Linked DNA regions of Mus musculus: region 2 is linked to region 1. A link is a contact called in ENCODE Hi-C or POLR2A ChIA-PET data. All regions are on one chromosome and are shown on one strand. The core of a region is the stretch at or near the end of the contact, and the rest is flanking DNA. Distances in the headings are between cores, read along the strand shown. Region 1 holds the start of Zfp574 (zinc finger protein 574). Region 2 holds the start of Zfp526 (zinc finger protein 526).

Region 1 (2,569 bases), core at 51-2,550:
AAGACTAGCATCCCTTTTCAGAGATAAAAACAAAAACAAAAGCCGGGTATGGTGGCGCACACCTTTAATCCCAGCACTCGGGAGGCAGAGGCAGGTGGATTTCTGAGTTCAAGGCCAGCCTGTTTTACAAAGTGAATTCCAGGACAGCCAGAGCTATACAGAGAAACCCTGTCTCGAAGAACTAAAAAAAACCAAAACAACAACAACAACAACAAAAAAAACTAAACCTGAGACAGAGTGGAGTTGTTTTGCCCAAAGTCACAGCTAAGAAGTACCAGGGCCAGGATAAGCAGCCTAGTTAGAACATGTAGGTATACTTGCTAGGGAGTCCAGTAAGAAGACATCCAGCTAGACATCCAAAGGAGGGCACACACATGGTGACAACTGGAGACTCAGACCTACCTGTGGTTCTGTGTTCAAACCCCTCCTAGTTTTTCTGAGCTTCAGTTGGGGAAACGGGGGACAGTTTGACCAACCAGATGCACCTCTGATAACTCCCTTAACCTTGGCTTCAAGAGGGAGCTTCCTGAAAACTGTGGTGTACTTGTGTGGAGTCCAAATATGGATACTGGATCTCTTCAGTCACTCGCTACCATATTACATTCAGGTGTGTGTGTGTATGTTCATGTATGCACACTCTGGTATATGCAGAAGTCAGAGAACAACTTACAAGAGTCAGTTCTCTCCTTTCACCCTGTGGATCCCAGAATCAAAACTCCAGATCAGGCTTAGCATGTGGCTTTACGCGCTGAACCATCTCCCTGGCTGGCCTGGAACTTCATGTTTTCCCAGGAAATTCTTCCCATGCCTAGGGGTCCTTAACTGTAACTGTGTGGAAGGGCAGTCACCTGGAAAGATACCTTTAATGCTCAAAACAGGAGAGGCCGAGTCAGGCGGATCTCTGTGAGGCCAGCCTGTTCACAAAGCCAGACCATGCCTCAAACAAAAACAAGAACAACTGACTCGATCCACTACAAATCCCATAAACTTCCTTCTTCAGGTCTTCCACCCCACACCCTCAGCTTCTTCCAAGGGACCTTACTAACGGGGCTTTTCCTTTCTCCTTCCATTTCTCACTTCCTGTCACGTACCTCTTCCTCTAAACTCCCTCTCCTGACATCTTGTTTCCATTCTACTCTTCCTCGATTTCCCCGTTCATCCTCTTAATAGGAAAAAAAAGTCTTAAGCCTTGTTTTGTTCCTTTTGCCCTGTGTGACTGCTGCTGCTTGGTTTCCTCTCCCATTCACGCCGAGTGGTGTCTCTTTTTTTTTTTTTTTTTTTTTTTGCCACTGGCCCTCAGGGATCCTTGACTGTAACCCGCCGGCCTCCAGGGCTTTGCGTGTCTCTACAGCCTACACTGCCCGAATCCCCTACGCCTAGCTTGTCAGGCGCCCCCAAGATGGCGCCTCCAGCTTCGTCCCGCCTCCCGACGTCATCGCGCCCTCTCCGCTCAGCGCTCCCCTTTCGAGCTATCAAAGGCGGAATCCGAGAAGAGGTGGAAGAGGAAGAACCTCCAGGGAGGATTAAAGAGGCGGGTAGTATCCACCTGGAGGCCGACCAGCGAGGGAACATTGCTAAAGGATTGGCTGGGCGCTGCGCGATCCCACCCCTCCGCTCTATTGGTCGAGGCTTCAGGAAACCTGAGCATCGATTGGTCTAATGACAGGGGCAGACAGCCGATGATTGGGCGAATTGTGCAGTTCTTCGCAGCGGCCCAGGCGGAAGGTGGGAGGAGCGTTGTTGAGGGCGGCCTGGGGTGAGAGCGAGGCTGCGGAGCAGGCGAGACGACGGGCGCTAGAGAGGACGCGGCGCTAGAGTGGCGGTGCAAAGGGACCTGAAGCCCGTAGCCCGGCCTGGGGCCGGCGAGACGGCCGAGGCGGGTGAGTCCCCGCCGGAGCGCAGAGGTCCGGCCCCACCCGGCGGCTTGCCTGCGTCATTCGGCCTGCACGATGAAGGCCTGAAGGATCGCGTCCCGGGTGCGGAGAGCGGAGCGGCCGTTGGGCGCGCGGGCCGGGCGGGGGCTGTGCCGGGACGGCGGGTGGGATGGGGGACTGGAGTTGAGTGCGGGGCTGAGTGAGGAGGGGCAGGGCTCGGGCTGCAGGCCGGGGGCCGACCTTGGCGGGAAGGGGAGGTCCCAGAGCTGCCTCGCCGGAGGGCTCTCTGGTTGCATGGGGTATCGGGGCCACGGGTGGGTGCGCTGGGATGGGGATCAGAATCGAAAGGGGACGGTTAGAGGACTCATGGATGCCGGGGTGGGGAGCTGGCCCGAGAAAGGAGGTAATTAACGCAGGGAGGAAAATCGATTTCTGCCTGGAAAGAGCTGAGGCAGAGAAGAGGTTTTTGAGGTATCTTTAGAGCGAAGGGAGGGATCAGGTGTGGAAAACGGAGTAATGCTGACAAGGAAGACCGATAAACGCATGAAAGTGGGGCTTGGAAAGTATTGACAGAGGTCTTTATTTATTCTTACGGGTTTCAATAGGTTGAGCTAGAGGGGAGGGATTGTTTTGTTTTAGATACAGGTAAGTAGGCCAAAGGGAATATTCGAGCAATCTTGGGTGTAGTTGGAGAG
Region 2 (2,569 bases), core at 48-2,547, 140 kb after region 1:
CACAGACTACCTCTTCCTCCTGATCACGTCCTAGACACCCACATGACCAGTGCCAACAGCTGTCAGCGCAAAGTAAACCAGTCACGAGGGTCCCGACTCCCTGGAGCGCTCAAGGCTCATAATCAGGACTTGTAATACAGTATGCCCCATTCTGGTGGCAACCAGAAACCTACAACTCAACTCTGCTGTCTCAGATCCTACATGGAAATTCTTGCTCATACAGCTCCCCAGCCCCAATTTATAAATTCTCCAGTCGCAAGCAGCAGAATGATACCTCTTCCCAAATCTCAATAGACCTTGCCACCCCCTGTGTGCAGCACATTCCGAAGACGTCCATCAGCACCTCCTATCATAGACACCACACCCACGGTTAGAACAGCCTTTGTACAATCGCTTCTGAGCCCTCTTGAGTCTTGGAGCCACCCAGATGCCCCTCCTAACCTGCACCTATGAGAGCAATCCTGTCACAGAAGTGGAGGCTAGGGTGTCTTCATGTCCCCTACACGAGGCCTTGAGCGTGACGGTCGCTCCTCCTCCCCCACTTAGGTGACTCAAGGTCAGGGCCAGCACGTGCCTAAGACAGGTCTCTTCTAGGACTGGTTTCCACCCCCGGAATTGTCTCCCTAAGGGGCGGGAGGCTCTGGCTCAATGCTGGCTGTTTGTTTCCCTTTTCTGGGCCTTAGCTTTTCCACCTGTGAAACGGATGGCAGTGGAGTCCACGGTATGGGCTCTCTGTGTGAATATCATTGAATCAGACAAAGAATGGGAGGAAGGGGAAAGCTATTTATAAACGGTAAAGCTTCTATGATGGGTGGGCTATAGTGAGTACTACGGTGTATCAGGCCCCGAGCCGAACATTTTTATGTGTATGACAAAATTCAATGCCTTCAACAACCTTTCAGGAGATGCGATTCCAGTCCACTTTGCACGTAAGCAAAAACTGAGGCGGCGCAGGAAAAGTACAAGTGTGTCTGGCTTTTTAGTTACGCTGTCAGAAACGCTCAGTCTCTTCTGCTACGAGATAACACCTGTCAAAGTCTCGCACCGCCACGTTCATTTGTGCGACCTCGCTCTATAAGGATGCACACTTTTCTCCGCTGAATTTTCAAACAGCAGGAAAGGAGCGGCCCCGGAGAACTGCGCAGGCGCCTCTCCTGGTCCCGGACACCGCCTCCAGGGCACTGGTGTCTGCGTGGAGAAACTCGCGGAGCCCCGCCTGACTCCCAACACGCAGGCGCGAGGGCGCGTGCCCTGCGCTACCAGCTCTGATTGGCTGCCTCTCCTGAGAGCACCGCCCAATGGGAGGCGTGGATAGTGAAGGGTCCTACACTACTGGAGTGGAGGGTCTGTGTCAAGAGCGGCAGGGGCTGCTTGGAGGTAAGAGAGATGGGTGAGGGCGCCGCAGGGCGGGCGGGGAAGAGAGCGCTGGGTGTAAGGAGAGAGTGGAGGAAGAGGGAAGGGTACGCTCAGGGTCGGAGAGCCTTGGGGCCTGCGCTTGGGGCTGGAGCAGCGCGGGATGATCGACAGCTCCTTCCTGTGTGCCCTAGAGGCGTCGTTGGATCCCCTGCTTGTGCTGGCCTCAGCTTGAGCTCGCTTGCACACCCCACCCCTGCAGGGGGCTCTCACGCTGCAGAGAAGAGGAATCTGGTAGGAGGGAAAAAAGCAGTGTAGCGGGAAAGTTGAACTTTCAGGCCCCTGGTGTAGGTGCTTAGATCTCCTTTCCGTATACAGAGGTATTAGCTGAATTCCACCTACCCCCTGACACGGTGTAGGACTGGGAGGGAAAAGAATGCAGGCGGAAAAGTGTCCATTTCGGGATACCTGTGCTACTTTCTAGAAGGACAGTGTTATTAGGATTGTGTGCAAGTTAAGTGAGTTTTGGAAGGATTGAGTTGGATGAAATTCAGAGAGCACATAGGATTGGGTCCTGTGCACCATGTTTTTCTGTGTATGAGCTCATCCATACTTTGTAAAGTTTGGGCATCCGCTCCTTACCTGCTACAAGCCATGTAGCATGCTCTGATCCAAGCCAGGGGAGTTCTGTCTTGGCAGTGAGGCTGTAACTAAGGCAGAATGCTAACCTCCCCCACCCCCAGCCCATTTGATTGTTTCTAAGAAAATCCTTTATGGACTGGTTCGGACTTAATGAGGAGCCAGGCAGGTGTAGTGGCACCCGCTTTCAATGTCAGCACTGGGGAGGGAGAAGCTGGTAGATTTCTGTGAGTTTGAGGCCAGTCTGCCCTACATAGTGAGTTCCAGATAGGCCAGGGTTACAAGATGAGATGCTTCAAAACAGAGCGCACTTAATGGGGTATTTGGAATTGGTAGATAAGGAAAGTTTGGTTCCTGAGCATTTAGCAAGTCATTTATCTGCAAATGGTTTATTGGTCATCAACTAATAACAGGGCCTTGTACTGGGCTATGTATCATGGAAATGCATAAAATGGGTAGACATGTAGTGTGCACAGAGATGGTTAAGGTCCCAGGACATCGTCTATAGGGAGCCTTAACTCGTCACTGAATGAGTCTGTGTATTTACTGTGTGCTGGGCACCTTTCTTGGCACTGGA

What was found. Hi-C counts contacts between places; a loop is a spot of excess contacts on that map. ChIA-PET counts read pairs that join two places held with the same protein, here RNA polymerase II (POLR2A).
Region 2: a loop to region 1 is called in a map of gastrocnemius, with 7 times the contacts of the local background. The contact joins the promoter of Zfp526 here to the promoter of Zfp574 in region 1. A Hi-C loop is called at or near these places in 1 of 37 maps with a recorded cell type or tissue (gastrocnemius). POLR2A ChIA-PET finds 5 or more read pairs at or near these places in 4 of 5 experiments (Patski and embryonic stem cell).

The regions. Positions count from the first base shown.
Region 1 is chr7:25,075,507-25,078,075 of GRCm38, forward strand. Zfp574 (zinc finger protein 574) reads left to right here and starts at 1,301. Exons shown (of 2, transcript NM_175477.5): 1 at 1,301-1,976. It also overlaps a transcript of Grik5 not described here.
Region 2 is chr7:25,220,128-25,222,696 of GRCm38, forward strand. Zfp526 (zinc finger protein 526) reads left to right here and starts at 1,298. Exons shown (of 3, transcript NM_175436.5): 1 at 1,298-1,377. It also overlaps a transcript of Dedd2 not described here.